4 separate regions of the Mus musculus genome follow, and all the other regions are linked to region 3. Evidence: chromatin loops called from intact Hi-C (ENCODE). Cell type or tissue: left cerebral cortex. All regions are shown on one strand. Region 1 holds the start of Rnf150 (ring finger protein 150). Region 2 holds the start of Elmod2 (ELMO/CED-12 domain containing 2). Region 3 holds the start of Tbc1d9 (TBC1 domain family, member 9). Region 4 overlaps Tbc1d9 (TBC1 domain family, member 9).

Region 1 (8,000 bases), 310 kb after region 3:
TTAGTATGCCTTAAGCATCCTTTGTGTAGAAAATCAAATTATAGTTTTCTTCAAGACTGGTGAGCCATTAATTGATCCAGTGTGTCTGCTGTTCTGAAAGCGGTTTCTTAGACAGGGACAAACGATAACTATTGTGCTGTGCACAGAGAAGCTCAGCTTAAGATTCCACGCTCACACACAGAAAAACATTTATGGAACCCTTAAATTTCACTATGGAACCTTGGTGTTTACAGATCCCAGAATAACTCCTGCATGCCCTGCTTCCCACTCCCTGAATCTATATTTTCCATATTAAATGTTAATTGAAAGATGCCTTACATGACTTGGATACTCTTCCATAGTGCAAATATCCTTGGAGATCAAGTTTAAGCAGGGGCCCTATGACTCAAGGTCAGAGTGCAGGTCTCTCCCTGGGAGAGTGATTGTGCTCAAGGAAATACAGCAAATGTCTCTAACGTGCAGGGTCAGAAGTTTTCTAAGAAGGTAACGGTTTCTCCTCATGAAAACCATGCTGTTTTCTGGCTCATTTTTCATTTTGCCTCCCAACCTGTTTTCCAGAAAGTTAACAAATGCCCTTGACTACAACAGCTGGTGTTGGTTACTCTGGGCAAACTAATTGTATATTTCACGAATAGATGCTATGAACTCTTGAAAGAGAGATCTGTCTCTATAGAAAATATGTCTGCACGTACAGCCAATCTGCATGTTCCATCCCAGTTCTTTGCTTATTAGAAGCTTGGGCTTTAATTGCAACAATTGTTCTGATTGGATGACTCTGCCCAGAACGACACTCCAGTCATTTCTCCCACATCCTGCTTGCAGGAAATGCTGTGAGGGAAAAAAGGACCCACCTCTCAGGTGCCTCTGCATGAGCTTGCGCTCAAAGAAGGCAGTTTCCTATAACCAGTGGCCTGTGCTAATAAATATGAATAACATAGTCTTGTTGCTTCTGTTACTTCTCTCACGAAAACACTGTTTATAGACTGTGTTGAATTGGGGCAATCATGCTTATTTTTAGTCTGGCCCCTGTGGTCACTGACAAAGGTCTTTCTTGAGTGCATCTCGAAACCAGATGCAGGCAGAAGACAACACAGCAGTAGAAAGTAATTCTAACGTTGTGGCTATTCTTGGCTTGTTGGGCATTGCAATGTTTCACCCATGCTCCCCGTCAGTCCATCTCTCTAGATGACAACCTGGCAGAGCTTTGAATATTATTTACTTATGGTCCCAGCAAGGGGAAGGGCTCCTGAGAAGGGCTGAAACCTGACTTGGGAGAGCAGTTTGCCGATGGTCAGCTGCAGACAGGTAAGTTGACCTGCCTCTTGATACACAAACACTTGCACCAGGTATGTATATCTGATACACACAACGAAGCGCAGAGACAAGTTATTAGAACTTCCGGTTCCAAACAGGTGCTGAAACGGGTCACTAACAAGAACAATATCTCAGCCCTGTTTCCCAAATCTCACTTTCCAAATTCTCCTGGGAGAAGACACTCCACAGCTTGAACCCTCTCCCGAACCAGACTCTCCGATACTCCCCCAACATACTGAAACCTCTCATGCTTGTAACCTGTCCCCCAAGCGACGCACAACAAAACTTAATAGGTTCATACATAAGAGACTGGTCTCTGGTGCTGCACGGACTTCTCAGCCAGAGGTGCCCCGGAGGCGGTGCTAGATCTCCCTAGACGCTTCTCGGGCTCCCCTCCCCCACGTCCGCCAGGCACCCCCCGGGTTGCTCACCTGCGTGGGGCATGGTGATGGTCTCGTTTGTGTTGGAGCCCACGTTAAAGATGACCACAGCGGAGGCGTTCTGCAGGAACGCGTTCCGGATCTTATCCCTGTACGTGCAGTTGCCCTTGGGGATGAGGGCTATCCAGTGCTTGCCGTGGGCCGGCGCGGCGAACTTGGTGTTGGGGTCGCAAGCCAGGCGGTCTTGGGCCGAGCTGGCCATGACCACCTCGCCGCGCGCGTCCTGCTTGGGCGAGTGCTCCCCGTATCGCCCGCACTCGCTCTTCTCCGTGTGCAGCTCCGCGCCGCCACCGCTGCCCGCCACCGCGGCCCCGGGCTCGGGCTCCAAATAGGTGATGTTCACGAAGGCGGTGTACCATTCCTCCTTCTCCGCCACGGTGAAGTCCAGGCAGAGCAGATGCACGAAACAAAAGGAAAGCAGCCATGTTGAGAGAGCCAGACTGCGGCACGCTTGGATGAGAGACATTGTCATCTCTCTCCTCCGGGGTCCCCTCCCCGCCCCCTGCGCCCTCCCCCCGCTCCGTCCCTCCTTTCCCTGCCCCGGCCAACCCCGGGCAGCCACTCTGGTTCTCCTGTCGCTGCGACTCACTCCCTGGCCGGCGGAGCTCCGGCTGGGACGCGCAGACGCTGCGGAGACCGGATCCGGGACGAGCGGGAGAAACCCGCCCTGTCCCCTCTCAGCCGAAGCGCGGCGCTGGCATCGGGCTTCCCGGGTGATCGCGGCGCGGTCGCGGAGCGGGCGCCGCGCACTTGCGGGGGAGTCCGGCTGCCAGGCGTCCTGTTCCTTTGCCCCGTGTCGCCTTCTCTCATAGAGGTGGCGGGGTCCTCGGGTTTGGAAGGGGTGGCGGCTCTGCTTGTCGCGGCCGAGCGGGGCGGGGGTGGGGTGCTGGAGATCCTCGGTGCTGGGACTATCGGTCCCGCTGCAGACGCGGAGGTCGCTCCTGTTATGCGTGGGTTCCCATGGGCAGTAGGCGCTGCGCTTCTGGCCAGACTAGGTGGCTACGCCCGGGACACTCACTTGCCGAGGGAGGGGGAGGTACGGGGCAGATGGGATGGGGGAGAGCGTGAGGAGAGGGATACAGCGTTTTGTGTGTGTCTGTATTTGTGTGTGTGTGTGTGTGTGTGTGTGTGTGTGTGTGTGTGTGTGTGTGTGTGTGTGTGTGTGTGATGTGCGCGTGCAAGGAGGAGCTTAGTATGATGTCAAAGCTCCTGGGCTCCCCTTGCAACGCTCACTCTGTCTCTCTTCCTGGGCGTCAGCGACCTCTGCTGGGCCTCAAATTCAGGCTTCGACAGTTGCGGGCAAAAGGTAAAAAGGACCTTCAGGCCTTTGAATTGGGAACAATTAATTGAGGGAGTCTTAAATACAGCAAAGTGTAGGAACCTCTCTGGAACAGCATTTCCGTTTGCTGGAAGATGTGCAGAGAGTTCTCTGGTATTTATCCCAGCACTGATTGGTCATGAGGCCCCTCCCCCCCGCCCCCCCAGACCTGAATATTTAGGACAGTGGCTGTCAGAATTCCAGTTTTAAACCAGGACTGATCAGCATGAATTCAGGAGAATTTCACATTTATTAAGTCAGGGGTGGGGTCCTTGGTGATGCACACTCTGCTGGTCTAAGGACCAGTCTGTGGTGTGGGTAAAAGTGACTTCTTTTCCTCTGCTCTGGAAGCCAGCTCATGGCATGGCGTTAGTTTTCTTAGAAAATGGACCTCTCCTCATACTTTAAGATTGAGACATTTTGCCTCCATTCCCACTCTAATAGCCCTGCCTTAGAGGATTCACAGCGTCAGTAGGTGGTATGTGTGTGTGTGTGTGTGTGTGTGTGTGTGTGTGTGTGTGTTCGTTACCATTTTAAGCTGTGTTTTCCAGTTGTGACAGAGATTAAAAGAAACCAGTGGAGAACAGTTTCCTAGAGTCGTGTTCTAATAGCAGAATTCTTTAACAATTAGATATCTGGTTGGTTGTTACACTTCCTCATTAATGGTTTCTGTAGTTTCAGAAACCAGTAATATAAAATGTCTACTTATTTATACATACACAAATATGGTAGTGCTTAATGATTTACATTATATCTTCCACCTGGTTCTCTTTCCTGTGCCTCTCGAGAAGCACTGAGAAGCCCAGCAGTTTTTGTCACAATATACACATCCTAGGTCTGGACATCACAAAACAGAAGATGGATTCTGGATATATCCTATGTCTAAATATAATCCTCAAAGGACGAAGGACTTGAATGATTATTAGGGGACCAGTTGTTGGTAATAGGAAGGAGTTGTAGGTACAATAGATCAGACAGGTTGGTGTTTGATGTGTTCAGAAGCCATAGTGAGCTCATCAGGGGTGGAGAGAGATGAGCGATGGAAAGAATGAGATGGGATTAATGGTGGGAAGATTCTAAGTGGCCTTGCAGTTTAATCTGGGTGAGAGGAAGATTCCTGGGAGATGTCTGGACAGAAAAATGTGGTGTTATATGAGAACATCAAAGTTTTATTCTGACAGTACTGGAGGAAGGATAGAAGCAAGGAGGGCACTTAAGGAGCTGCAAAAATAATCTGGGGGGAAAGCCAAGAGAAACGCATGCTGAGGAAATGGCAGAGCATGCTAAGGAGTGACTGGCTCATGGGGGGCTCTGGAGGTGGAGTGGAGTGACTGGCTCGTGGGGGGCTCTGGAGGTGGAGTGGAGTGACTGGCTCGTGGGGGCTCTGGAGGTGGGGTAGGCACTGTTCTCTGATGCTTTGGTGAGGGTGGTAAGGAAAATACAGAAGTCAGGAAGCAACTGGTGTAGAGAATCTCTTAGATGCATCACCTGTCAATAAATAAAGGCTTATGGCCAATGAGCTGAGGCAGGAAGTGGAAAGTGGGACATTGGCAGGAAGAGAGAGGATTCTGGAAAACAGGGAGAGAATAAAGAGAGATTCCAGAGAGATGCTAAGAAAGAAGATAAGGAAGAAGCAGCCTGGGACTGAAGGAGAGGTAACTAATCATGAGGAAAACAGAATAGTGTGAATGGATTAAATAAGTTATGAGCTAGTTAGGGAGTGAGTCATGGCTTATGGCCTAGGCATTTATTAGCAAATAATTAGTCTCAGAATTGTCATTCAAGTAGCAGGGTACAGGAAAGGAAAAAAAAACCCAACAGATTCACTTATTTACAAACTAGAGTTGTCATTTTGTAAGATGACCAAGATTGCAAGGGGCACTTTGGGTTTAAGAATCAACCGCTTTAGATGTATTCGGTTTTAGGTCACCAGAGTCACCAAGATGGCAGTTTGGTGCAGCTTGCCACATTATTAGGTTATGGAAGATTAGATCAGAGCATGTGAAGAATTTTTGTTATTGTCACACTAATAAGATTGCCAAATTGTGTTTTTAAGGTTGGCTTCATGAAGCACCAAAGTAAAGGGGGCTCTTTAAGAAATTCTTAAAAATAGTAACAGTGATGAGTCCCAACAGGAGGACTCTCTACCAGTCCAAGTTTCTGGAGGACTCCTTGGTGGAGGTAGCAGATTTTCAGGAGGTTTGGGTCTGAGTCAGAAGCAAAGAGCAGCCACACTGAGGAGTGGAGGGTACTCGGTTCTCTGAGCACCAGCCAAGTGGATTTTCTGTAGACACTCTCCACCTTGGCAACCATACTGAGTCTCACCACCATTGTATCCAACATGCTCAAAGAGACTCTGACCTTAGACATTTTACAAAGTGAGTTATGTCATTTACAAATACAATTTACTATGGCTTTACGTACATACCTTAATAATTTAATAGAGGTCATATGTATAGAAGTTTCGACGTCTGGGTTTCTTTTGTCTTACTTCAAAAAAATTTATCTTGATCGATCAGTCCCACCTAACAACATTGATGATCATTCATTAGCATGTATCTTTTATTATAATAAACTCTTAGATAACTTGATCTGCCTGAAAACAAAAGAAATCTTTCAAAACATATTCAGTGAGGCTATGGAAGGGGAAAAAGCCATCCAATACCACAGAGCATTGTTGGGATACCGAAAACATAATACTTGCCTAAAGCAAAACCTTTGAAAGTCAGACCATCCTAAGTTGCCCTCTCAGGGGATGGTCACCTCTCTCTTTTATGCGGCTGTGCTCTTCTGGATGCTCAGAGGACTTTGATATGATCAAAGATTTTACTATCAGATGTAGTAATCCAAATGAATGCTGAATGTTGGTTTGTCAGATCTAAAAACATACATATCAGAATAACACAGTGAGAATAATAATTCTAGGTTTAGATAGAAAAAAAAACAGGAGTGTTCAAGTTAGATTGATTCCATTTCACACATTTAGTGATGATAATCTCAGAAGAACCAGCTGGGTTTCCTACTAGTACTTCGGGTCCAAGCATCTGCCACAGTGCCTGGCTTAGAGTAGGCGTTTGTAAGTATTAAGTGTTACATACTAACAAGGAGCTGAGGTTTCTGAGGACTGGACCATAAGACAGGTGCTATTCTAAGCTCATATATAGACTGCCTTGCTTGGTGCTTAGTTCCTCACTCCAGCTTTACAGCAGCATTAACTAAAAGAAGTAGAGTAGCTTCCCTGAGGTAAAAAGCCTGGCATACCTGGGAGAAGGACTTTCTCTCCAGAACTCGGCTGGGGCTATGGTTTTAAGGACAATGCAATTGCTCCATAGGCTCTTGTCTCTGATATTTCCCAGTTTCTTAATTTTACTCTGATTTATAACTTCACTTCCTTTGCCTCTGCCTAATTCTCTGTTCTTGTTTTCAGGCCATCAGGCCTACCTCATTTTCTCTCTTAGGGAAAATGATGGCTTTCCTAGGTGTCTTGCCACCAAGGGTGGGCTGCTTTGCTGCTCTGAGACCATGTATTCTGCAGATGGGAGTGTAAGAATGCTCACAGTCCAGCAATTTCTCTGATTCCTGATACAAGCACATTGGATACAAATGGAAGGCCCCAGAAGCATTCTTTTGAGCATAACACTATACTAATACTATCTATGTCTTCCTCCTTTGTGTTTTTATCAAATTCTCAAATTTCAGAACAGTAGACCCGCTAAAATAGCTATTTTGTTTCACTACTCTGGCTTATCAATTGACCTCTTTCTGTTACAGCCCTTGATAAACTGTTGAGGTTTCATCTGGGCTTCTTTGCTCTTACCGGAAACTTTCCAAACAACTTCACATCACAGATATGTTTTGAGAGACTCGATACAGAAAGTCAGCTTGGGACAATTCATTTGGGACTTGAGCCAAAACCAACAGAAATGTCTTCACCACAATATATCCTTTTCCTTTTTTCTTTAATTTTTTTCCACATGGGTGTCTTTTGTTGTTATTTTTTCTCTGCTCTAAGTCACTGCTTTTTCTTGGATGTGTTTAAGAGCTGGCTACTTCTGCCATATTCTTCTTAGGACCAGCTTGTCCTTTCCAGCCAGGAAGCTGGGATAGGGGAGGGCGTGTCTGTGAGTCAAGACACTGAGCATTTCCTCACACACTGACTGAGCGTGACAGCTGAGAGAATAGCTGTTGGAGCATCTTCAAACTCTGTCAGAATTGCCAGAAGGGATAGACTCCAGACCCTCTCCCCGCCCTTTCTATTGGGCTGTTTAGAAAGATGTTTCTTAGAATGAATTTTCATTTTACGGTGAATTCTCATCCCACAGGGCTGATAAAGAGGCCTGGAACACAGTCAGGGGAGAGATATCCTCCCACGGAAAGCTTGGGCATCAGAGATTTAATCCCAACTCTACGCCTGATTTGCTATTTAGGTCAAGACTGCAGCTAGACTAATCACCCCTTTTGATACACGTTGCTATCTGTACTAATTCCTAAATGTCTACTGAGCTGTAATTGCCCTCAGTTGGCCTCACGTCAACAACCTTAATATATTGCCTTTGCTTGATTTGATCACTGCATGATAAGGCTGTTGGGAGAAAGAAAATAATATTTGTTCATTATTTCCCAGAAGCCGTTATAAGCTTTCATAGAATAAGCTAGACACCACTCCACCCAACCCCCTGCCTAGAACAGTTTCTTCTTAATTCAGCTTGTTTGTTTGTTTGTTTGCATCTGCCTGTAGTCTTGGGGATTGAACCCAGGACCTCACACATGCTATGAAAATCCCCACCACACTTCCAACACAGGGTCAGTTTCCTTAAAACATGGAACAATCGCAATCCTAGCAATCGATGGCATTTGTCCCTTTCCAGTGCTAACATTCATTGTATCTGGTCACAGCAGTTGCTCCTGTTGCTGGTGTTTGGATGACA
Region 2 (8,000 bases), 160 kb before region 3:
CCAGTTGTGCCAGCACCAATTGTTGAAAATGCTGTCTTTCTTCTACTGGATGGTTTTAGCTCCCTTGTCGAAGATCAAGTGACCATAGGTGTGTGGGATCATTTCTGGGTCTTCAATTCTATTCCATTGGTCTACTTGTCTGTCATTATACCACTAACATGCAGTTTTTATCACAATTGCTCTGTAGTACATACAGCTTTAGGTCAGGCATGGTGATTCCTCCAGAAGTTCATTTATCCTTGAGAAGAGTTTTTGTTATCCTAGGTTTTTTGTTATTCCAGGTGAATTTGCAGATTCGTTGAAGAATTGAGTTGGAATTTTGATGGGGATTGCATTGAATCTGTAGATTTTTGGCAAGATAGCCATTTTTACAATGTTGGTCCTGCCAATCCATGAGCATGGGAGATCTTTCCATCTTCTGAGATCTTCTTTAATTTCTTTCTTCAGAGATTTGAAGTTCTTATCATACAGATCTTTCACTGCCTTAGTTAGAGTGACACCAAGATATTTTATATTACTTGTGACTATTGAGAAGGGTGTTGTTTCCCTAATTTCTTTCTCAGCCTGTTTATTCTTTGTGTAGAGAAAGGCCATTGACTTGTTTGAGTTAATTTTATATCCAGCTACTTCACCGAAGCTGGAGTTCTCTGGTGGAATTTTTAGGGTCACTTATATATACTATCATATCATCTGCAAAAAGTGATATTTTGACTTCCTCTTTTCCAATTTGTATCCCCTTGATCTCCTTTTGTTGTCGAATTGCTCTGGCTAATACTTCAAGTACTATGTTGAATAGGTAGGGAGAAAGTGGGCAGCCTTGTCTAGTCCCTGATTTTAGTGGGATTGCTTCCAGCTTCTCACCATTTACTTTGATGTTGGCTACTGGATTGCTTTTATCAATTTTAGGTATGGGCCTTGAATTCCTGATCTTTCCAAGACTTTTATCATGAATGGGTGTTGGATCTTGTCAAATGTGTCCATGTTTTCTATGGAGTCTTCTGCACCTGAGATTCTCTCTTCCATCTCTTGTATTCTGTTACTGATGCTTGCATCTATGTTTCTTGATTTCTTTCCCAGGATTTCTATCTCCAGAGTTGTTTCCCTTTGGGTTTTCTTTATTGTTTCTACTTCCATTTTTAGATCTTGGATGGTTTTGTTCAATTCCATTACCTGTTTGGTTGTGTTTTCCTGTAATTCTTTAAGGGATTTTTGTTTTTCCTCTTTAAGGACTTCTACCTGTTTAGCAGTGTTTTCCTATAATTCTTTAAGGACTTCTACTTGTTTAGCAGTGTTCTCCTGTATTTAAGTGAGTGTTTAATGCCTTTCTTAAAATCCTCTACCAGCATCATGAGATATGATTTTAAATCCGAGTCTTGCTTTTCGGGTGTGTTAGGGTATTGAGGACTCGCTGTTGTGGGTGTTCTGGGTTCTGATGATGTTGTGGATGTTCTGGTTCTGGAGCTTGTTCCTCCTGTGATTCTGTTAGCCTCTGTCAGCACTCCTGGGAGCCCAACTCTCACCTGAATCCCAGTGGTCAGAGCACTCTCTGCAGGCAAGCTCTCCTCTTCCAGGGAAGGTGTTCAGAAGTCTGGAGCTCTGATCCACCTCCTGTGTCCTGGGGTTAGAGCCCTCCCTGGAGGCGGGACTCTCCTCTGGCAAGGAAGGTGCCCAGGGGTCTGGGTCTCAACTCTGCCTCCAGTGATCCCAAAGTCCCAGGTGTAGAGTCCTCTGGGGACCTTGGCACCCTGTACTGGGTTCACGCTGAAGATGGTGCGCAGCTGGCTCTGACAGGAAAGAATTCCATCCTCTGGTAGGGCAGGGTTCCTTTGTCCCTGTTCCTGCTGGCACAAGACCCTCCAGGATTCTTTGAAATTGATTTTGCATTCTACTCACTAGTGATCCTGAGGCCCTTGGTGTGCTAGGGGGCCTGCATCGTGGAGAGTCCTCTAGGGACCTTGGGACCCTCTGCTGGGTTCGCGCCAAAGATGGTGTGTGGCTGGCCAAGAGATTTCTTTTACATTTTCCTACTCTAACAGAGAGCTGTGTACTTGACTGAGAACTTTTGCTGGTCTCTGGGTTTACCCCTACCCCATTAGATTTGATAACTCTTCCTTGATTGATCCTAAATTCTAATTCTTCCACTTTCAGGACATACCCATTTTCAAGATTTGCCAATCAGGGCCTGCTTGGTAACCTATAAATTTGGATACTCAAAGCTATAGAAACAGAACAGCTTACTGCAGGAGCATATAGAAGAAAGGCTGCCTCCAACACTCCCGGGGGATGGATTTGACTGGAGGCTCCCTGGTCCTTCTACTCTGGGCAGGGAGCTCACCTGAGGCTGCTCCAGGATATGGCCAGCAGCTGAGGCAGAGGGTTCATTTCTCCAAGAGTTTGCAGTCTGGCTAAGAAGGGAATTGTCTCTGCAGCTGCTTCCTGACTCCAAGACCCACTGCTGTGATACCTACTCTGATGTAGACTTCCAGACTTGCAGCTTCAGAGCCTTGAGTCCCAGCTTGGCCACCATGCTGGTCCAGTGACCTGCTAGAGCTGTATGCTTTCAGGAACTGAGAGTTCAAATGGCTCTGAATAGTAAAATCCTACATGGCAATCTGTTTAAACTAGTTTTTATCTTGTAAAGGCTGTTAATCCCAGAGTGTCAATAACACGTCTTTGTTGTCTGACCACTCCATTCTTAGAGGAGGGCGGGACAAGAACTTGACTGGAGACAGGGAGAGAGATGGTCTCCACGAAATATTTCACTCCCATGGGGCAAAGGTGGTGGCTTGTCTGCCCTTCATAGGTTTATGCTCTACAAGAAGAATCTACCTTTAAAATGGAAAGGCATGCCGGGCGTGGTGGTGCATGCCTTTAATCCCAGCACTCAGGAGGCAGAGTCAGGTGGATTTCTGAGTTCGAGGCCAGCCTGGTCTACAAAGTGACAGGACAGCCAGGGCTACACAGAGAAACCCTGTCTTGAAAAAAAGAAAAATTGGAAAGGCATGTACTGCGCACTTAATCAGACCTAACACGGAGATGGATGGGGCATAGACAAGACACTGGCTTGAATATTTTTGGAAGTATAAGGAACTAATAGTGGTTGGTCCTGACAAGGGGACCAAGGAGCCAGGAATCTTGTTTGGGTAGGAGGCTAAACTGTCTGTCTGTCTGTCTATCTATCTATCTATCTATCTATCTATCTATCTATCTATCTATCTATCTATCTACTTTTTTAGGCAGATCCTTAAGTAGCCTTGAACTGCAGATCTCCCTGCCCACATCACCCTCCAGCTGGCATGTAATTACAGGCATGCATGAGCGTGCCCAATTCAGGAATTTCTTTTGTTTCATTTTTAACTTCTTTTATATTTAGCCTTCTCTCCACTTGGCTCTTTCTTATCCAACCCACCAACCCCATTATTGTGCCATCAGCCTTTTGTAATACATTCCTAACCCAGGACTTCTACATTTACTGTCCTGTGGATCAGTCTTCCTCCTGAAGCTGGCCCAGCACACTCCCTCATCTCCTCTAGTAACGCTTATCCTTACTTTGCTGATTCCGCTGTATGTAATGATCCCTTCCCCTACTCCCTAATCCCCTTAATAACTTTGTTAGGCAGCTTCACCTGATACTATGCTTTTGCTGGTTGGTTTGGCGTGCGAGTCCCTTGTAGAAGACCACCTAGCACATAAAAACCATACTTTTGAGGTTTAAAAAAAAGGCACAGATTATTCCTCCAGTAGAAACGATGTTAAGAAATGAACGTTTGATGAATTAAGTGTTCCATGTTTGTTTTCAGAGGAAAAACTCGCAACTTCTCATTGCACACACTTAGTCACGCAAGTTCTTTTGCGTCATCCATAAAGTGCCTTCGACCCAAGTTTCCTTTGTGCCTCATAAAGATGGGAAATAATCACTTCGCAGATTAGGAAATGTAAGTGAAAGTGCTGTGGTCACGCCCGCGGTGGAAGAGTCCCGGAAAGCCCAGAGCAAAGTTCCCAGGCCGAGTCCACAGGGAACTCGTTGGCGCTGGGCTGGGAGTGCGGCCGCCGCCGTTGCCATGGGAACCGTCCAGCGTCTGGCGCGCCTGCCCGCGGGCCCCTCCTTCCGCGCCGGCGATAGGCTGAGAGCGAGCCAATCGGAAGAAGACGAAGAGGCGGGGCGCGGAGCCAAGAGACACCCCGCCCCCGCAGCCTCCGTGCGGACTTCCGGGTCGCGGTGTTCGCAGGGAGCGCTCCACGTAGAGCGTCGTTTCCGTTGCCGGTGTTTGCAGCTGGGGAAACCGAGGCAGTGCCAGCTTCCCCCTAGTTCTTCCGCTCCTGTGAGGTGGCTGCTGTTTTATTTTTCTCTCACTCTGAGTTGCTGGCGTGCGGCTGCGCAAGCCTCGCTGGCGTCCCGCGGATAACCCGCAGGGTGCGGGGGCCGTCGGGGCTTTGTGCAGCGTTCCCGCGCGCGAGAGGGGCGGGACGGCGCGGTGCCCACGGGGCTCGCACTCGGTTTCCCGAGGCCCTGGGGCTCGGCGGGACGGCCTGCCTGCGCCTGGCACTTCTGCCCGCTTCGTCCCGACAAGCGCCGACGGGATGACTCATTTTAAAGATCCTGATCCGCGTGTCTGGCACCGACACCTGGTGCCTTGCCTTGCGGGGATTTCGAATTTGACAGCTCCTCGGGCCCGGGCGCAGAGAGGGTGTGTCTGCGAATCCCAGGGCTGGAGTTCCCGGTATCCCTCCTCCCCTTCGTTTAGCACCCGAAAAGAGTTTTATTGCAAGATCAGTTATATCAAGTGTATAGATTTTGTGGGGTTTTTTGTTTTTTAACCTCTTGGTGTCTCTGCCCTTCACCTACTGACTAGAACAATGATGAATTCGTCAGGATGCCATCTGCTCGGTTTCCCAACCTGTATGCTTCAGTTTGTAAGCCACTTGTAGTGTTTTCATTTGTCGGAGTCAGCTGACAGGGACAGCTGGGCGCGCTCTCAACCAAGGCTGAGAAGAGCTCATTTTTTGGGAAGCCACATCTGATGTGTGGTAGATTTGAAATTGTTGCTCGGTTGGTCCTTTTATTCTTGAACTTCTTTGTTCCAAGTTTCAAGGGATGAAAAACGGAAGTATGAATCCAAAATATTAAATATAATATTTGGCAAAAATGAAATGTGGTTATTCTTTTTAGCGATTAAATAATTTGGCCAGTTATTTGGCTACTTTTTACATTTTTTTTTCAAGTGACCATTTGGCAAATCATTATTTAAGCTGTTGTATGTTATTTCCTTGCCTGATGAATTAAACACTCACAAAATAGACACAATGGAATAATATATTTCATTATCATTTGGGGAGTTGGATCAACTTAATTTCTTTTTCAGTTTTATAATTCCAGTTTGAGACCGTTAAGCTTGTGTGTTTATATCCTCTTTCCAGGGAAACATGTTCGTGTCTCTGTGGGAGTTTTTCTATGGACACTTTTTCCGATTTTGGATGAAATGGCTCTTACGGCAGATGACTGGGAAATGTGAATTGCAGCGAATTTTTGACACCTATGGAGGGGCACAGAGGACCTACAGAATAGGTAATACCTTCAAAATAAAGAAAATTCAACATTAATTATAACCTAACTGAATTCTTCTGCTCACCCCATGGGAGTTTGATTTGAGCGAGTCACTGCAGCTGAGTTTCTTAAGCTTTGTGGTCTTTAAGTTCTTTTCATTCTACTACTGACTATTGAATTGAGCACTGAATATATAAAAAGAAACTTCCTAAAACATCCCATATGTATCCAAAAAACGAGCCTTTTGGGTGTCTTAAAAATGTATCAGTTATTATTCAGATTATATTTTCAATTGTTTACTAGAAAATTATTCTCTCTTCCATTTGAAATTTTTACACAAATGTATGAGGTAAAGATTGAAGAGTACCCCCTGGAGCTCGTGTCTCTAGCTGCATATGAATCAGAAGATGGCCTAGTCGACCATCAGTGGAAAGAGAGGCCCATTGGTCGTGCAAACTTTATATGCCTCAGTACAGGGGAACGTCAGGGCCAAGAAGTGTGGGGGGGGGGTGAGGGGGGAGGGCATGGGGGACTTTTGGGATAGTACTGGAAATGTAAATGAAGAAAATACCTAATTAAAAAAAAGATTGAAGAGTCAGTTATCTGTTTTCCTACTTTGAGGCCTCAATAATCAGTCTTCTCACTTTTGACTCTTATTTCTGAATGGACAGATTACTCATTGGTCCTAGGAAAGACTTTTAGAACCTACTTGGTCCAGGCTCACAGTGATGGCCACATGGTTCTGAGCACTTGAAGTCTGCATGATGTTAATTGAGTTGTGCTTTACCTGTAAGATACCCACTGGATTTCAAAGACTTATATGAAAAAATGTGTAAAGATGTATGATAATTGTATTTGTAATACAGTCAAGTGATAATATAAGTTGTTAGAGCAATAAAAATTGCATGTATTTTGTTTTAATATAGCTGTGGAAATGTCTATGGTATACATGGGGCTCAATTTGGCTTGTGTTATATTTCTGTCAAATGACAGTTTTTCAGTGTTTAATTGAAAATGTTGTTCTGACTTCAAACTCAGATGGCTGAGAAATGTGGTTTGAAGTTACTGTAGAAATGGTAAGAGAGACCTGGGCGGAGCCACAGCTCATGATGCTGTGTTAAGTAGAAAGTCAAGAATTAACCAGCTCCTATTTTGTGTTGATCAAAAATGCCTTGAATAAGGAATTGATGCTCTTTACGTCCAAGGGAGTGAGGTGTGGACAGCAGACCCTGTACCCAGGATGACAAGGAAGAATGGCAGAGTGTCTTGTGGCTGAATGAGGCATAAAGCACAATTCTGCACACACACACACACACACACACACACACCCCTGCACACACACTTGCTCAGAAGAACCAAGTGCCTCTTAACACAGACCTCTGCAGTCTGTACTGGTTGGCACTTTACAGTGTGGGGAAAGAGCATATTCAAAGGTTTACTTTGAGGCAAAAAGCATCTTTCTTACAATTCTCAAAAGGAGAGTGTTCTTAATAAATTCTTAAACTTTTTTTTAACAGACCAATACAAATGTTGCCATTCTTAGAAGAGAAACCAGGAATGCAGAGGCTATTCGCTCTTTGCCTAGTGAGAGGAGAGCTGGCAGACAGTCTGCTCCTTTGTTCTTGTACTGCTGAGTTGCGGGCCGCTTGCTCAGACTGACAGAGAAGAGGGTGTAGTGGGGGATATAGTCTTCAGATGAATTTCTGAGATCTTAGCAGTGGGCAAACACCCCCACTCTGGCGGTCTGCACAGAAACACACAGTTCTGGGAAAATTAGATTGTCACCAGCTTGGTACTGCATTTGGGGGATGATGGTTCCACCTTTTTCTCTATCCTGTAAGATTTTGAGATGATTGTTGTGTTGTTCATGTGGGAATTGTACCTTAAACTGCAGAAGTGATTTATCGTTGCTGTTATAGTTTTACTATTTGATTTTGGGTAATTCAGAAAATGTGTTCAAGTGGTAACTTTTTTTTTTTTTTTAATTTCAGAAAATTCCTTGACATATTCCAAGAATAAGGTAAGAGCACATTAAAATGCTAATTCTAGAAAACTTAACCTAAGTGTAGTTTTTTCTTTGAAAAGAACATTTTGATTTCAGGATTATGTTTACTGCCTTTGCTATGAGAAACTGTGAGTTAAGTGTTCTCATTTTAGAAATTGTAATCCTGTTTACAAAATACTTTCTCCATGTGTTTTGATGGACAGAAGAGGATTTCAACTCTGTGTCCTGTTCTGAGGTCCTACCTGTTGATTTTGTAGCAGCTTTGGTAGCTTTGGGGACCAGCATGTTAGGAAAGCCTTTCCCAAGACTGTGTCCTCAGGGTAGGTTGTGTGAGAGAAGAGCCAGGCAAATTTTGATCCAAAGTGAGTCCCAGCATACGATCCCTAGCAGTCAGCTTTTGCTGTATAAGAAACAAGCACAAGTCTGCGGAGCCTAAAGCAGTGTCATTGA
Region 3 (8,000 bases):
AAAATCACTCTCTGGTATAAATAAGAGACAGTAAGATGGTCAGACGTATATCTATTTGAGTGGCAAAGAGAGATGGAGAAGTAGGAGATATACACAGACAGTGGTGGGTGAGGGGTGTTGGTTGGATAAACAGATGAAACAGTATATAAAGAATATATAAAGAAACTATACTATGCCCAAAGGGTGGTGCCTTTAAAAAAAAACAAACAAGAAAACCACCAATCTTGATTATAGAAAAACAAAACAAAACAAAAACAAGCAGAAAAAGTAAAAAAGAAATGTAAGCAGGAGGTGAAAACATGCCATAGGGACAACAAAGTGACAGCGTCTGAGGGACAGTTAGCGCGCTTTCCAAGAGAAACAACTCACAGAAGACAATGAATATCTAGAACACACTAAAGTCTGCCTGCAAACTCGGGAAGTCCCATTAGCGTGCTCCCAGAGAGAGGAGAGGGTACTTTGGAGGAAATAAAAAGATGGTTTTATAATAAGGACCAAAGATAGAAGAACATTAAATAAACAAATGGTAAATGTGGGTGATTATAACTGAATATGTAAAAATGGCTTAGCTCCAGTTCCAGGGAGTCTGATGCCCTCTTCTGACCTCGTGGGCTCTGAGCACACATGTGGCACACATAAACACATGCAGATAGAACACTCAAAAACACAAAATAAAATTGTTTTTAAATAACAGTGATTATACACTCTTGAGATGAAAATATACTAATTAAAATGAGTTATAAAAATTTGAGGACTGGGGGCAAAGAAGAATCCTAGGATAATATATTTTCTAGGATATAACACACACACACACACACACACACACACACACACAGATTAAAAGAAGAAAAAGCATGCCTACCAAGCCAGATGGAGTGGTCCAGACCCATAATTTCAGTACCCGGGGCTAAGTGGGAAGATCTCAAGTTCAAAAACCCCAATAAAAAGTTTAAACCAGGGCCACTGAGGTGGCTCAGTGGATAAAGCACTTGTCACTCAAGCCTGACAACTTGAGTCTGATCTCCAGTTATCCTCTGATCTCTACATATGCACTGTGGCATGTATCCTCCACCACCACCCCACTCCATACACACATACACACACGCACACACACACAGAGGTGGGGGAGAGAGAGGAGAGAGAGAGCAAGCACTGGGGGGGGGTTCATATACACAATGATAATAATAAAATTTAAAGTTAAAAAACAAAATGTATAAGCTGGGCAGTGGTGGCACACGCTTTAAATCCCAGCACTCGGGAGGCAGAAGCAGGTGGATTTCTGAGTTCGAGGCCAGCCTAGTCTACAAAGTGAGTTCCAGGACAGCCAGGGCTATACAGAGAAACCCTGTCTCAAAAAAACAAAATAAAACAAAAAAAAAAAAAAAAAAAAAACAAAACAAAAAAATGTGTGTGTGTGTGTGTGTGTGTGTGTGTGTGTGTGTGTGTGTGTGTGTGCGCGCGCGCGCACGCGCACTACCAGCATACACTGCTAAGTCAAAAGTTGTTTTGTAATTTCCCTTTGTTTTTCCACTAAAAGAATACTGGATTACACATAGAAGTTGTAGCTTAAAGACCTTTTAACAAACATAACCTTAAGTAAAGAGTAGCTCGGCCAGGCTGTTGTGGCGCACACCTTTAATCCCAGCAATAGGGAGGCAGAGGCAAGCAGATCTCTGCAATTCAAGGCTAGCCTGGTCTACACAGTGAGTTCCAGGACAGCCAGGGCCACACAGAGAAACCTTGTCTTGAAAAAACAACAAACAAACAACAACAACAACTCTCACATCCCGCCACAGGGCAGTGGAGATAAAAAACAGAAAGTAGCCAATAGCATTTAGTAAAATAGTATGCTTATGCTCAAGACATGTGTGCCCTGACTGCACAAGCCGGCGAAAGCAAAGGCTTCCACATGCATAGGAAAAGGAACATTTGCTATTGCTAAGAAACAAGCCCCAAACACAAGATCATGTCAAAGCAAGCGGTCAGTTTGGTGTTGATTCTGATCCCAGGAGCAGGGAGGCTCAAGCTGAAGTATTGCCATGAGTTCAAGGTCAGCTTGGGCTGCACAGTGAGTACCAGGCCAGCCAGCTACATAGGAAAATCTCACAAAATTAAATTTACACGGAAAAAGCAGGGCTCAGAGGGCTAAAGTTGCTTACTCTGCAAGCCTAACAACCTAAACTCAATGCAGTTGAATCAGTCCCCAGAGCCCAGATGAGAAGAGTTCATAACTGCAAGGCTCCTGCAGCTCAGTGAAGGAAACGTCTCCCTCAGAAGCTCGGGTCAGTCAGCCTCCAGCGAGAAGCAGAGCAAAATCAGAAACAAAGGAGAGTCCTGCACGGCTTTCCCACCACCTGTAGCTCTTGTTGACCTGCCTGTTCACCTCATGAGTGAAGCGTCTGCCTGGCAGTGGGCCATGAACTGAGGGGTCTCTGTGTAGAGTAGAAGCTTCCTGTGCCTCCGGTTGCCAGGAGACAGCCTGTGCAGTTAAATGGACCTAGATTTTGTTTTGCACTAAAGTTTCTGTGACTTAATAAAGTTCTGTTAACCAACAAAAAAAAAAAAAAAAAAAAAAAGAAACAAAGGAGAGCAAGAAAACCAACTCCCAACAAGCGATTCTCTGACCTCCACTCACATGGTGGCACACGCTCATGTAACACACACACACACACACACACACACACACACACACACACACACAATGATAAATTTTAAGAAAGTAAAATTTCAAAAGGTAACATAACCACTAAGAAAATAAACCGTTATAACTGTCATAGAGAAGACTTAGGCAAGTCAGAAGACACAGGTGAGTTTCTTAAAATGAGTGAAGAACTCAACTTGCTAAGAGATTGCTGCAGTTACGAGTGTACAAATACATCTACTAACACCACCTCAGGACACACAAAAGAGAAAGGTGAGGGAGGAGGGGTCAAAGCTGTGCCTACAATGGGCACTCATACAAGCTCTCTGTGGGTACAGAATTCAACTTTATTTCTGATTATTTAAATGTCTTTCTTATTTATGTATTTATTTATGTATTTATTTATGTATTTATTTATGTATGTATTTATGTATGTATGTATTTATTTATTTAGAGACAGGCTTTCCCTGCCTGGCCTTAAACTCAGATCTGCCTGCCTCTGCCTCCCAAGTTGCTGGGATTCAAGGATGGCATTAAAGGTGTGCACCCCAACCCTCCCAGCCAGACTATGGTTTTAAAAGAAGGTAAGCTATGACATACTTGATCACTGAAGATACCAAACCTGACCAAGTGAAAAGCAGAAATGGCTTGCTCAGCAGCGTAGGCTTCATGCCCTTCTCAGAGTATGCCAATGCAGGAAGCATTCCCCACCAGTAGAGGGGGCTGTTTTTTCCTGTGGTGAATTTAAATTAATTCTAAAATATTATCAGTGTGAAAGTCAAAGGATGGTCAATAAGTTCCTAAAGAACAAGAAGTGAGGGAGTGTGCGTTCTACTTGATCTACTCTTATGAAAATACATTGTGGTATTTGTAGAAAATTTACTAACAGAGAGGGCAAAGCCCTGACTAAGCACACATATTTGGACTCTTGCTTTGTAATAAAAGCAGACCCCTGGGGTAGTGAGAGTACAATGAGCTTCTGGTAAATTATGCCAGATTAGGCATGCACACACACTCTTCTTAAGTAAGACTTGTCTTCTGCATCAGGTGATATGCAAAAATTAAACCCCAGTGAATGTTAGACATAAACTTGAAAGTTAAAGCTACAGAGTCTGTGGAAAATATTATCGATGATTACATTTTATCTTCTAGAAGGAGAAGAATAAGTTACTGGCCACCACAAAAGCCTTAATGTAAATAAAGAGGAATCTACAAAGGAATTGAATGTTAAAATGAAAAACCTGTTCTCATTAAGGAACTGAAAAAGCAAACAAGAAAATGGAGATCCTACTTAGACTCATGTCTAGAACTTTTAGTAGTCTCTACACGTTAGTAAGAAAAGGACAAGGCAACTCAGTTGAAAAAGGCTAAATGTTTCAGCAACCATGTCACAAAGTATTTCAAGATGGCCAATGAGTATGTAAGAATGTAATCGCTTTATCAGTTAGAAAAACTCAGCCACTCAGTATCACTAAAAACCAGAGAGAGAATGTGGCCACTGGTGCCATGAAGCAGCTACAAGTTGCAGAATCAGCCTTCAGGGACCCCAATGCGCCAGCCACCGAGGTTTCACCAGCAATGTAACTAATAGACAAGCAGATGATGAGCTGATGCTAGTACACTCATAAAGGGGTTTACACAAAGTAAACAGCCACAAGCAACAGTGTTTATAAATACCAAACAACACAGAGAACAATCTATGATTCCATATCATCCCTTTCTGAAAAAAGCAAAAGAAAAAAAAAGGAAAATATGAGAGACCTAAAAATATCATGGTTTAGGTCTATGTTCTTTGTTGGAAAAAACAAAACAAAACAAACAAACAAACAAACAAACAGAAGAAAAGCAGGATGTGTTGACCAAAAAGCATTGAGACAGCTTTTAGCTTTAAGGGCAGGTAAGAGTGTCAAATGAGGCTCGGCTGGGTGTTGGTACTAGTCCCCTCTTTTTGTCCTGGTGTGGGTTTGCAAAATTTTCACTTACTGGTAAATTCTTGGATTCTGCACCTTATTTTGTGCAATTTTATTTAAAAATACTTTAAATTTTTCAGTTAAAACTTCTTAAATAAGTATGTCAAATGCATGTATCACCTCACCAAAAGCTTTATCAATAACTATGGATTCACCTTTAATCTTAGCACTCAGGAAGCAGAAGTAGACAGATCCCTGAGCTCAAGGCCAGCCAGATAGATCTACAGGTGAATTCCAGGACACCCTGGGCTACACAGAGAAACCCTGCCTTAAAAAACAAAAGAAAACAAAAGCAAGCAAGCAAACCTGTGCATAGCATCTCCAGTGGAGACTAGCTGGGAGGACAGAGGAGGCAGGGCACGTCCATCCTTCTTTCTGGCAGGAGGCGGCTTCTTCCAGGATGGACCACCTCCTCCCTGGCTCCAGCGTGATTTGCTCTGGTGAAGTCACTGCTTTGTGTCTTTCAGGTCTAATTCACTGACAGACTTTCTTGCTTTGACTCAGCTAACCAACCCAGCCTCTGTCTTCCTAAGTGCTCAGTAAAGCCTCATCATTTGATGAAAGCTGAACTCTGCTTTTTGGCTGGTACCCTGCACACTAATAACTTTAAATGGCTTTATGATTTTTTTTTTGTCATCTCTCTTCTACTAAGCTGCAAGCATCATGACACTGACACTGCCAATAAACACTTGTTAATGATCTCACAATTTATGAATGAACCCCACTTTACTACATTGGAGACATAGTACAACTAACTACTTCCAAGATGCTCCTGCTAGGTTTGAGAAAGTACCGATGTACCAGACCAGGCATATCACCACCGTTGGTGAGAAGCAGCATTTGTTGGCAGGAATAGCCATACGCTCCAAGATCATTTCAATTGTTCCAGAAACAGCATCTACAAAAGCATCTAAAACATAGAATTTTTATCTTTGCAGACTAAGTCAATGACAGATTCTAAGTGGACAAGATGAGATGCCAATGGACTCCCAAACTGGAATTCTAAATATCAGACTACAATCAGAAGGTTAAGAAGATATACCTAGCCCCCTGACTAATTTTCACACCCTAGTGCAAGTGACTGGGAAAGATGAATACTTAGTGCATGATACAGAAACTCAAACTCAACATTTATTCATGTTTGTTGTCCTAGGCACATCCCCCAAACTACAATGTAAGTAACACATTAAAATACACAGTTCAAGACCATCTACAAAATGAACTGGAACATTCTGAGGCTGCTAGTCAGGATTCTGAGACTGCTAGCCAGGATTTTCACAACAAGATCTGCAACTCTACAGATTTTTCTATATCACTGTTTTTGTTTGTTTGTTTGTTGTTTTGTTTTGTTTTGTTTTGTTTTGTTTTAAGGTGTAAAGAACATCAGGTCACCTACAAGCCATTGCTTGCGTTAGCCAAATATTTCAAACATAAGCACGCTAGCATATGCTGTACTGGAAAACATCTGAATTTTAATGTGAAAAAAAGCAGTTTATAAACATCACAGTTATGTCTTCACCTCATCAAGAACTATCCTCTCACAGCGGGCACTGTGGGAGCAATTTACCTAACACTCAAACTCTGGGAAATGCGGTCCCAACCCCGAAGATGTCAGCAGTCCATCCCATGTCTGCAGTCTCTCTCCTAGTAAACCATCTACTTATGTCTTTCACTGACTTTGGCTATAATAAATATTCTAGTACATGAAGGAAGGCCCACTATCTCTAGCACTGAAAGTCAGTATTACCTGTAACCTCCCCCTATGCAAAACAGCTAGTTAATATGGAAATAACCGGGTTATAAGAGAGAAAGATTGCTAATAATCTTGGTAACATTTTGTTGAAGGAGTTTGAGAACTAACTGAACTAGTTAAAATGCAGTTATACAGCGAATTCTTTTTATGACCAGAACCAAATAACTTGCTTTGTTTTATGTCAGATCTCATGCAACAAAAGAATTCCATTTTCCTTATTCATTCTCATAGGTCATGTAGGAAGTGACCACATCAGCCTCTTGACAGATTGCTTCCCTGGTAACAAAAGGGTATTTTATACCTAATTGCCCATAAAGACAGCTGAGTCCAAGCTAAGCATCTTCCATCTCTCTTCTCAATACATTCAGCAGTATGTTAAAGGGGGGTAGGGAGAGTATGCAACCCGGCGTTCGATTCTTAATAATTCACTCATTGCTAATTTCATCTTAACCCACTATGGGTCACCCAGAACTCAAAGACCCCATCGCCCGACAGGGTCAGGAAAGAGGCGTTTCTCTCCTAGTCTGGGGGAAAATAAAATCACAACTCGAGACACCTTCCAGGCCCCCAGACAGGGCCGGCAAAAGGCCCAGCCCCGGAGACCGGGCGGCGTCCCGGGTGTCCGCAGCCAGAGCCCCGGGCGGAGCCTCCCGCAGTGCCCGTTCTTACCCGCCAATCCGCCGCCGCCACCCCCGTCGCCCCCGTGGCCCTTCCTTCGTTGCAGAATGAAGTAGGGGTTGGCTCTCTCGGTGATCCACAGCGCGTTGGCCAGCAGTACCTCCTCCGGATTCACCCACATGGTCCTGGTGGCCGCGGGCAGTCGCACAAAGAGGCCCGCACACTGGCGCGCTCTCCCGGGCACACGCGCGCCCTCCCGCCCGTGGGTGCGGGGCCGCGACGGCCTTCAGCAGGCTGCGGCCCGCGGCTCCCGGCCCGCGACAAAGACCCAGCGGGCAGCCGGGAACGACGACGGGGATCGGGACCCAGCAAGTAGCATCCTCCCTACGGCTCCTCGCTCGCCAAGTGCACAGCCTCGCAGCCCGGCCCTGCCCACCGCAGGGCGAGCAAGCGTCGGGGCTCGGTCTCAGGGCGCGGCGGTGTTCAAGGGCGAGCTTGTGCGGGAATCCGAGCCCCCAGGGCGCCGTGATCACCAGCTGCCGAGCCCGAGATCACCGCTCGTGGACACTGCGCGTCGGGGCAACGAGCTGGAAGGACGCTCCCGGCGCTGGGAATGAATGACGACAGCGCGGCTCAGTCGCCGCGAGCCCGGGTGACCGCGGGTGGCTTCTCGCGAGCCCGGTAGGGACTGTGTGCGGAGCGCAGGGCCCCACGCCCATCCCAGCAGGGAGGAAGCTGCCCCGCTCCCAGAGCCTGCGTGTGGCGTGTGTATTCAAGGCTGACGCTCGGCGGGACAGCGCCACCCCTGCCCCGGAAACGTGTGTTCCCAGGTTCCAGACCTGGCTCTAGAGCCAGGAGTCCAAGGTGGACGCAGCCAATGGTTGGTAATGTTTTTGTTTCCTGCATCCCTGGATCAAGTCACGCGCTAAACTTGTCACCACCGGTGGCCACTCCCCTTCCATTCCTTTGTAATTAAAGTGGCCCAGCTAAATGCATTACATCACTTCTTTCCTTGACC
Region 4 (8,000 bases), 76 kb before region 3:
CAAGCAAAGGAAACTGAAAAAAAGATCACCTTTATAGGGTGTTTTCATTGACACCCAGACTGGTAATTTACCTGTGACCTTCCCTCTCTCGGTCCCTCAGCGACCTGGCCACGCCACCTCCCAGCATGAGCTAAAGGTCCGAGAAAGTGTTCCAAGCTCACAGAGACAGCACTGAGGGCTGCTCAGGGACATAAGAGAAACACTAGACAGAGTGAGCCAGGCTGAATTCTCAGTCTTGGTTGCTCTCTTGGCTTTTATTTTATGAGAGGGTCTGTTAAAGTCTCACTTGAGAATAGGATTGCCTCTCAAAATAACTTTTAGCCTGTTTCTTAAAGCTCTTCTACAATAGTGGCATGATAGTGACAGGAGAGCTGAGGGCTTGCTAAAGCTGCAGGTAGCGGTGGCAAGGGTCCTCACGGTAGAGCTGAGTCTCTACCTCTGATGGGAGAGCCCCTTGGGTTGCAGAGATGGGGTTGAAGAATAGGTTCAGTTATAGCCAACAGTTACTGACTTGAGATCTTTATGTTAAGGTTCTCAAAGACAGAAACACCCATCTGTGTCAATGCCTAAGACCCAATCTCAGTATGACTTTACATTGCCACTGGGAGAGGTGAATATTCACAGTCAGAAGGATGAAACCGAACCCTCACCTGACAGACACCCCGAGTCAACAACATGTGTCAAGGGTTAGAGCATAAGCCATAAAGTCCAAAAGGACCAGAGGAGAACAGGGAGGACATTTCTTACAGAGCAATTAGTCTTTGCATGTGATACCAGCCACATCCACAGGGCACAGGCAGTAAACATAGAAACAGGTAAGATCATGTAAGTTCAAAGCTTGACTCAAGCAACAAGAGGAAGCTGACAGGATGGAAAAAATACAAATAAACCATGCATCCGATAAAGAGTGCTTATCCAAAATACACAACTGTAAAAGGGATTTAGGTATCTCTGAAAAGCGCTTGCCCTGCAAATCTGAGGCCCTGAGTTTGATCCCTGGAACTCAGAGTGAAGAGAATCAACATTAAATGTATTGTTTTCTGACTGGCACACGTGCCCTGTGGCACACACACACACCATATACACATACTAATAATAAATAAAAGAATAAAAAAAATAGGGGCTGGCAAGACAGCTCAGCAGTAAAGATCACTTGCTGCTCTTGTAGAGGATAGGAATTCAGTTCCTGGCGACTGAGTCAGGAAGCTCCATACTGCTACAGAGGACTTGACGATCACAAAAAAGTCATATAAAACAGCAGGAAAAGAGCACAAAATAATAACAAATCAGAAAAAGTCCAATTAAAAGTAGGCAAAGAAACAGACATTATTCAAAAAGAGGCCTATCACGGGGTAACAAGTCCATGAGACAGTCCCCCCCCCCTCATTAGTAAACACTAGACAAATGTAAATAAAAACTAAAGTAGAAAAATGAATCCATTAAAGACACAAAATACAGGATAAATATACAAAACTAAGTTCCACGCATATATGCTAACAACGAGCAACTGCCAGATGAAAGGAAATAATCCCATTTATAATAGGATCTAAAATTAAAATACTTACGCATATATGCTAACAATGAGCAACTGCCAGATGAAAGGAAATAATCCCATTTATAATAGGTTCTAAAATTAAAATACTTAGGAGTGTAAGGAAATAACTTAAACCAGGCCTAACACATTGCAGGCTACAAACGTAGCTCAGAGAAATGAACAAAGATCCAAATCTAAATAAATTTATCCTCTATCCACAGATTAGAAGACAACTCTGCTAAGAGAGAAAAACTCCCAAACTCACCTACGGATTTAACATAATATCAAAACCACAGGAGCCCTTTGCTGATTAGCTGATACTAAATTCTTTGTAAGTGACTCCAAATGGCCCAACCAATCTTGAAAGGAAAGAATTGGAGGGCCCACATTTCTTTGTCTTACATCTTATGACAAAGTTACAGTAATTTTGGCTGTGTGATACTCACAGACAGATATATAAGCCATTGTATTAAAATCTGAGGGGCTGGTGAGATGGCTCAGTGGGTAAGAGCACCCGACTGCTCTTCTGAAGGTCTGAAGTTCAAAGCCCAGCAACCACATGGTGGCTCACAACCATCTGTAACAAGATCTGACGCCCTCTTCTGGAGTGTCTGAAGACAGCTACAGTGTACTTACATATAATAAATAAATAAATCTTTTAAAAAAAAATCTGAAATCCAGACATAAATTCCCATATTTATAATCATCTTGCCAGCTTTGAAAATGCAGAGAAGATGACAACTCAATGCAGAGGAGCTGAGCCCGTTCAACAGACACACCAGGACAACACTTCATTCATATGGAAAGGAGTGGGGTTACGCCATTCCTTCTACCACGCAGAAAATTAACTCATAACGAACGGATCAGTGAGACATAATCTCAAGCCCCAGTTGCAAGCACAGGTCAAAGCCAGTGGTTCTCAACCCTCCTAATGCTGTGACCCTTTAATACAGCTCCTCACGTAGTGGTGACCCCTCAACCATAAAATTATTTCACTGCTACTTCATAACCGTAAGTTTGCTACTGTTATGAATCATAACATAAGTATCCGTGTTTTCTGATGGTTTGTGGGTGATCCACGTGGAAGGGTTGTTCACCCCTCAAAAGAGGTCACGGCCCACAGGTTGAGAACCCCTCGTCTAAGCGTTCATGACTTAAAGGTACAATGACAAAAGAAAGCATCCTCCAGAATGTTAAAAACTGTGCTTCAAAGGTCAGCATTTAGACAGCGAGAACACAGACAGCAGAATGGAATAGTCTGAAAACTCTCCTAAGTGTTTTGTATCCAAAACCGATTTAAAAATCCTTACAACTAAATATTGAATATTATAATTGAAACATTAGCTAATTAAAAATGGGCAAAGGACCTCAGTAGATATTTCCACAGGAAAACTACGCAAGCAGCCAATAAATGACTGAGAAAATGAATCAAAACCGCAATTAGAAAACTACAGAGAATAAGTGGGTGTGGAGTGCTGAGCTCTAAGGGGGAGCATCCGAACCCCAAACCAAGGTGTCAACTCCCAAGGCTCAGGGAACAACACAGAACAAGGAGAGACAGGCTGTTATGGTTAAGGAGCACTGCTGTCAAAAGGGGTCTTCTGGACTTGACAGAAGCTCACCAAGCCCCCACTGACAATAGACAGCAGCTGGAGCGAGAAGAGTCATCTTTCTTCAGGGGTGTGGCCTCTGGTATACTGACCACATCACAACGTACAGCCATAGCATGCCTACCTGCAGGCAACACTAACCGGACTCAGGTATGGTTATAGGAAGGCAGGGAAGGACGCAGAGAGGCAGGGAGGGAGGTAGGGAGGGAGGAGGGGAGGAATAGAAGAACGGAAGGAGGGAGAAAGGAAGGAAGGAAGAAAAACAAGACATGAAACTGAGAGTTGGGGTTAGTAATAACCTGGTGGTGATAGGCCCAAGTTGAAGGGGAGGAAGGGTGAATATGATCAAGGTACAATTTATACATGTATGAAATTCTCAAAGAATAAATTAAAATATTATAGTCAATGAAAACAAATAACCTAATCAAGCCAACAGAAATAAACTCCCTAAACCCAAGCCTCAACTTTAAAAGCACTTCACACCCACAAGGACAGTGATAGCAGAGGCAGTAAGTACCAGCGGGGATGTGAAAAAACTGGACTGTCCCCTCAACAGTGGGGATGTGACAAGATGCAACTGCCTGGCCAACCCCCCAGGGGTTGCTTAGAAGGTAAAGCATGGGGTCAATAGAAAGGCCAGAAATCCTACTCCCACGTTCACAAACGTATCCAAAAGGCACAACTCAACAGTCCTAGCAATGATACCAGGGTAGACAGGGGAACAGCCTAAACTGTTCAACAATGGATATAGGCATGAAGTGCAGCTCTGGGCCCTAAACAGGAGTGCAACGTGGATACAGGGTGCAGCACGCTTGAAACCGGCAAACGTTATCCTATGTGGAAGTCGGTCACGAAATACTGAAAACTGGTTTCATCCACATAAGATGTCTACAGTAGACAATCCACAGGGACAGGAAGTAGGTCACCAGGCACCCACAGCTAGGAGGAGTCTTGATGGGAAATGAAGAATAACTGACCAATGGCACGGAGCAAGGTGACAATAGTGTAAAAGTAGCCGTGCCGACAACGATGTGATTTGTGAATATATACTAGATCACTACGTTGTGTACACATTGGTAAATCCTGAGTCATTCTCAAAAGATGTTTAATTTAAAATGAACAGTAGCCAGGAAGTGGTGGCACACACATTTAATCTCAGCACTTGGGAGGCAGAGACTTGGGAGGCGGATCTTTGTGAGTTCAAGGCCAGCCTGGTCTACAGACAAAGTTCAAGGACAGCTAGGCTACACAGAAAACCCCTGTCTCAAAAACCAATAAAATAAGATAAAATAAAATAAAATAAAATAAAATAAAATAAAATAAAATAAAATAAAAACGGTAAAATATGTGCAGAATGACAAAGTAAACATTTACATTTCACTTTACAGAGCAGTGTCAGCAAATCAGTGGTTGGCCCAGTCCTTATGCCTGACAGTCACAGGCAGACTGACACTGGCTGCTTTGCCCTCCATGGACACAGTCAGAACTTGACATCAGTAGGTCCAGAGTCCAGACCTGCAGCAGCCTTTAGGTCACGAAAAACAGACAGATCTCAACATGGACTTCTCAACCAGAAACTGGACCACCTCTACGGGCAGGCTGGTTCCCACATCAACACACCCATGGGTATGTGGACATATACCCAACAAAGGATAGTGTGTAGACCCTTTGGTCACAGACAGCCTCCTCTTTAAACAAAACACCGAATAGAACCCTCTGCCCACGTCTGTCTACGTCAGTGGGCTAGGTGCAGCTGCTGTGTGCTGGTTTCTTGGTGAATTCGTTTAAATCTAAAATGTGGCTATAAATAAGTTCTAAACTGAAGGAGAGAAAGGAACTTTTCCTGTACTGTCAGCACTTTGGATCTGGTTGCCAAGGTGACCAGTTCCTGAAACACAGGGTAGAGTAAGGGAAACCAAGAAAGGGAACCCTCTATAACAACGGTCTTCTCGGATGTAGTTAGAGTGCACAAGGCTCAAATTTGAGCATTACTTTGTGTTTTCTGAAATAGCGTCTTTTTAAGCAGCCCAGGTTAGTGTTGTACTCACTAGGTAGCCCAGGCTGGCCTCAAACTTGTAGAGTGTCCTGCCTCATCCTCCCCAGTTTTAGGATTACAAAAATCTACACCCATGCCCAGCTCACATTTAACATTTCAGGGAGGACCTGGGTCTGGTCTACACAGTGAAATGGGGAGGGGCGGGAATCAAACAAACCAACTTTACACAAAATAGATAAAACAATTACTATCTTTAATTTTATTTCTAGGATCTGAGCCTCTTATTTTTTTAGATATATCTCATGAGAGTCAATTTCACCACTTATGTCTACTTTCAGAAAGGTCTACAAGTGTTAAGGCTTTCTTGTAAGCCAAGTGACTTTATTTTTAAGTTTCAATATCATTTGCTTTTAAGGAAAAAAATATGATAAAGGTACTTGGGTAGGGCCATCTGTAGGTTCAAATAAAAAAACTCCTCCCACGGACTGAGTTAGACTGGTAACATTTCCTTCTCAATCCAGCTAAAGCAACAATTAAAATGAAGATTGGTGATAGCCAAAGGTAGACGCTGATGACTGGGGTACAAAGATTCCTGGGCTGCACTAGATGTTTCCAGAAAATAGGAGTGGCTTCTCTGAAATGACTGAAATATTAAAAAGAGAAAAAAAAATCGAGTAGAAAAATCACAGAAATTAGCTCACCATTTTAGATGACTTTTATTGTGGTATATTGTTATAATGGCTCAATTTTACCAGTTTATTAATATCTTATCTTGCCTAGTTAATAAGTTAGCCTCTATTATGTGGTGTGTGTGTGTGTGTGTGTGTGTGTGTGTGTGTGTGTGTGTCTGTCTGTCTGTCTGTCTGTCTGTCTGTCTCAGAAAGCATGCCCTGAGGACAGAGAGTAGTGTTAATGGCTGTCACTCCTCTCTGGGAGACCTTTCTTCCATGGTTTAGAGGCCAGTAAGTGATCCATGCTCCTGTAAGTATCCTCTCACCCATGCTTGAACAAAGAAGCCTACTAGAGCTCATTGGTTCACTAAGTAGACTTCAGTGAATTCTAGTCGGCCACTGGTGCCCTAGCTGGGGTGAGCAGAGAGTCGTGTATTCCCATCTCCAAAGAAAACATAACCAGTCCCACTGAAGGATTCTCGATGAAGTCAACATTGCCAGGAGGAAACAGATCTTCAACTCACAAAGTATTACACGTCTACTTCAGATCCTGTTCCCTCCCCCTCAACAGCCTCACTAGAGACACAGAAGAAACCACCGCATTGGAGAATAGGAACAGTTGACCTTGGAAACTCCCCTGTGAAGGAAGATACTATTGACTCCAGAACCTGGTGATTTGGGTATCTTATCCCAAAGGACTTTGGCTGCGCTTCGGAAGGAGGCTGGAAGGAAGCCCCTGTCACCCTGCCGCACTGCTCTCAGCCCTCACCCCGCCTCACTGCTCTCAGCCCCGGTCACCCTGCAGCACTGCTCTCGGCTCTTCCTACCTGAAAGCAGCAGCCAGAGCTCTCCGCGCATGCTCTCTGGGATGCCCTTCAGCACCAGCTCCCGGGTCTTCTCTGTGCGGTACATGCAGATTCCCTGCCCATACTCAGCAAAGTGAATCTTCCAGGCTTGTTCTTTCAAAAACTCTTTGGCCTGAAAGACACAGTGGTGCATGACCCCCATTAGGCTCTGATGGGAGGTCTTGAGGAACACCAGGAGAGATCAGACTGGTCCTTGTTGATGGACAGTTGACTCTGAGCAGAGCTCCTGAGAATGTAGAGCTCTGGATGCTTAGAGTTTTTTCCTAATTTTATCCACTCATAGCCTGTTCTATCAGAGTCTCCTGTTCAGTATCTACTTGATAGTAGACTAATCACTAGCCAGTAGAATGCTGGTCATACTTGTAGTTTTGTGTGAATGGCCCCCGTGAATGCGAATTGGTGATTTTTAAATGTGGGCCAAGAAAGAGCATCATTATTTGTTGCTTGGTTTACACAGGAGTTAAAAAAAAAAATAAGGCCAAAGACAAAGAAGTCACACAGGTACTGTGACTCCCAAGGTTTCCATAAACCACTCTGCAAGCTAATGACACACGTAGATAAAAATTGTTTTTACTTATTTATGAAAAAAATATGTTAGAGATATCTCTACAAACATTTAAAGCCATTTCCATTGATGTTAGTTTAATTACAATAAAAATATCTACATGGGGACAGGAGAAATGGCTCAGTGGTCAAGAGTATACAATCAGAATTCAGATCCCAAGATCTACATAACAAGCTGAAATTGCCTATAGTTCCACCTCCAAGGGATCCGAGCTCCCTCTGGCCTCCAACTGCATGTGTATACACACACACACACACACACACACACACACACACACAAATATCTAAAATAAATCTTAAAATGTTTTGTTTTCTTTTGTTCTAATCCAGCAAGTTTCAGTGGACAGAAAAATGCACCCACCAATTTTGGGTTGAATTCTTCAGGAGATCGCCGCCGGTACATGGTCATGAGGGTCTGGGTGGCTGTAGGGACACTGTTGCCATTGAGGTTAAAGGGGCGTTCTCCATCAGCATCCGAGCTTGTGCTTCTCTGGGGACTGGAGGAAACGAGGCTGCTGGGCCGAGAATACACCTGTCAATGGAGAAGGACACACATGAATGAGCCTGGTGGCATAGCTCCCTTCTCTGTACAGTATTAACAGCTAGGTCATGTTTTCCCTCTTGCTGTGTGAAGAAGTGGGAAATACCAGCAAGTCAACACCTTTCAGAAGTTACTCTGGGGCAAAGTCATAATTCCAGCATTCATTGCTCCAGAGTTTGGAGTCCTGGGGCTAGGCGTGTAGCTCAGCTGGTAGAGGG

What was found. Peaks named below come from ENCODE experiments on the same cell type or tissue, not always from the same donor. Only the 100,000 strongest peaks of a DNase experiment are listed, where the experiment ranks them.
Region 1: it touches region 3 in a loop (3-fold over the local background); 8 of 42 quality-filtered maps call a loop at or near these places.
Region 2: it touches region 3 in a loop (2.3-fold over the local background); 4 of 42 quality-filtered maps call a loop at or near these places.
Region 4: it touches region 3 in a loop (2.2-fold over the local background); 3 of 42 quality-filtered maps call a loop at or near these places.

Annotation. Positions count from the first base shown.
Region 1 is chr8:82,858,236-82,866,235 of GRCm38, reverse strand. Rnf150 (ring finger protein 150) reads right to left here and starts at 2,880. Exons shown (of 7, transcript NM_177378.4): 1 at 1,746-2,880. The coding sequence starts at 2,226. In left cerebral cortex, CTCF peaks have their summits at 2,396 and 3,034 (motif pointing left); DNase peaks (open chromatin) are centred at 2,162, 2,421, 2,745, 2,983 and 3 more places; H3K4me3 peaks cover 2,860 bases; H3K27ac peaks cover 1,728 bases.
Region 2 is chr8:83,328,677-83,336,676 of GRCm38, reverse strand. It overlaps Elmod2 (ELMO/CED-12 domain containing 2), which reads left to right and starts at 4,191. Exons shown (of 9, transcript NM_178736.5): 1 at 4,191-4,327; 2 at 5,419-5,566; 3 at 7,537-7,565. The coding sequence starts at 5,425. It overlaps Gm32327 (predicted gene, 32327), which reads right to left and starts at 4,058. Exons shown (of 2, transcript NR_168721.1): 1 at 3,627-4,058. In left cerebral cortex, no CTCF peak of the experiment used is centred here; DNase peaks (open chromatin) are centred at 2,824, 4,132, 4,596 and 4,905; H3K4me3 peaks cover 1,736 bases; H3K27ac peaks cover 615 bases.
Region 3 is chr8:83,165,238-83,173,237 of GRCm38, reverse strand. It overlaps Tbc1d9 (TBC1 domain family, member 9), which reads right to left and starts at 7,886. Exons shown (of 21, transcript NM_001111304.1): 1 at 7,034-7,886. The coding sequence starts at 7,163. In left cerebral cortex, CTCF peaks have their summits at 3,358 (motif pointing right) and 7,775; DNase peaks (open chromatin) are centred at 5,046, 6,759, 7,106, 7,781 and 1 more place; H3K4me3 peaks cover 3,055 bases; H3K27ac peaks cover 1,377 bases.
Region 4 is chr8:83,241,311-83,249,310 of GRCm38, reverse strand. Tbc1d9 (TBC1 domain family, member 9) reads right to left here. Exons shown (of 21, transcript NM_001111304.1): 8 at 7,603-7,773; 9 at 6,639-6,789. Among named protein-coding and RNA genes, the nearest start is that of Gm42027, 22 kb to the right of the region's middle. In left cerebral cortex, no CTCF peak of the experiment used is centred here; DNase peaks (open chromatin) are centred at 4,013 and 4,944; H3K27ac peaks cover 516 bases.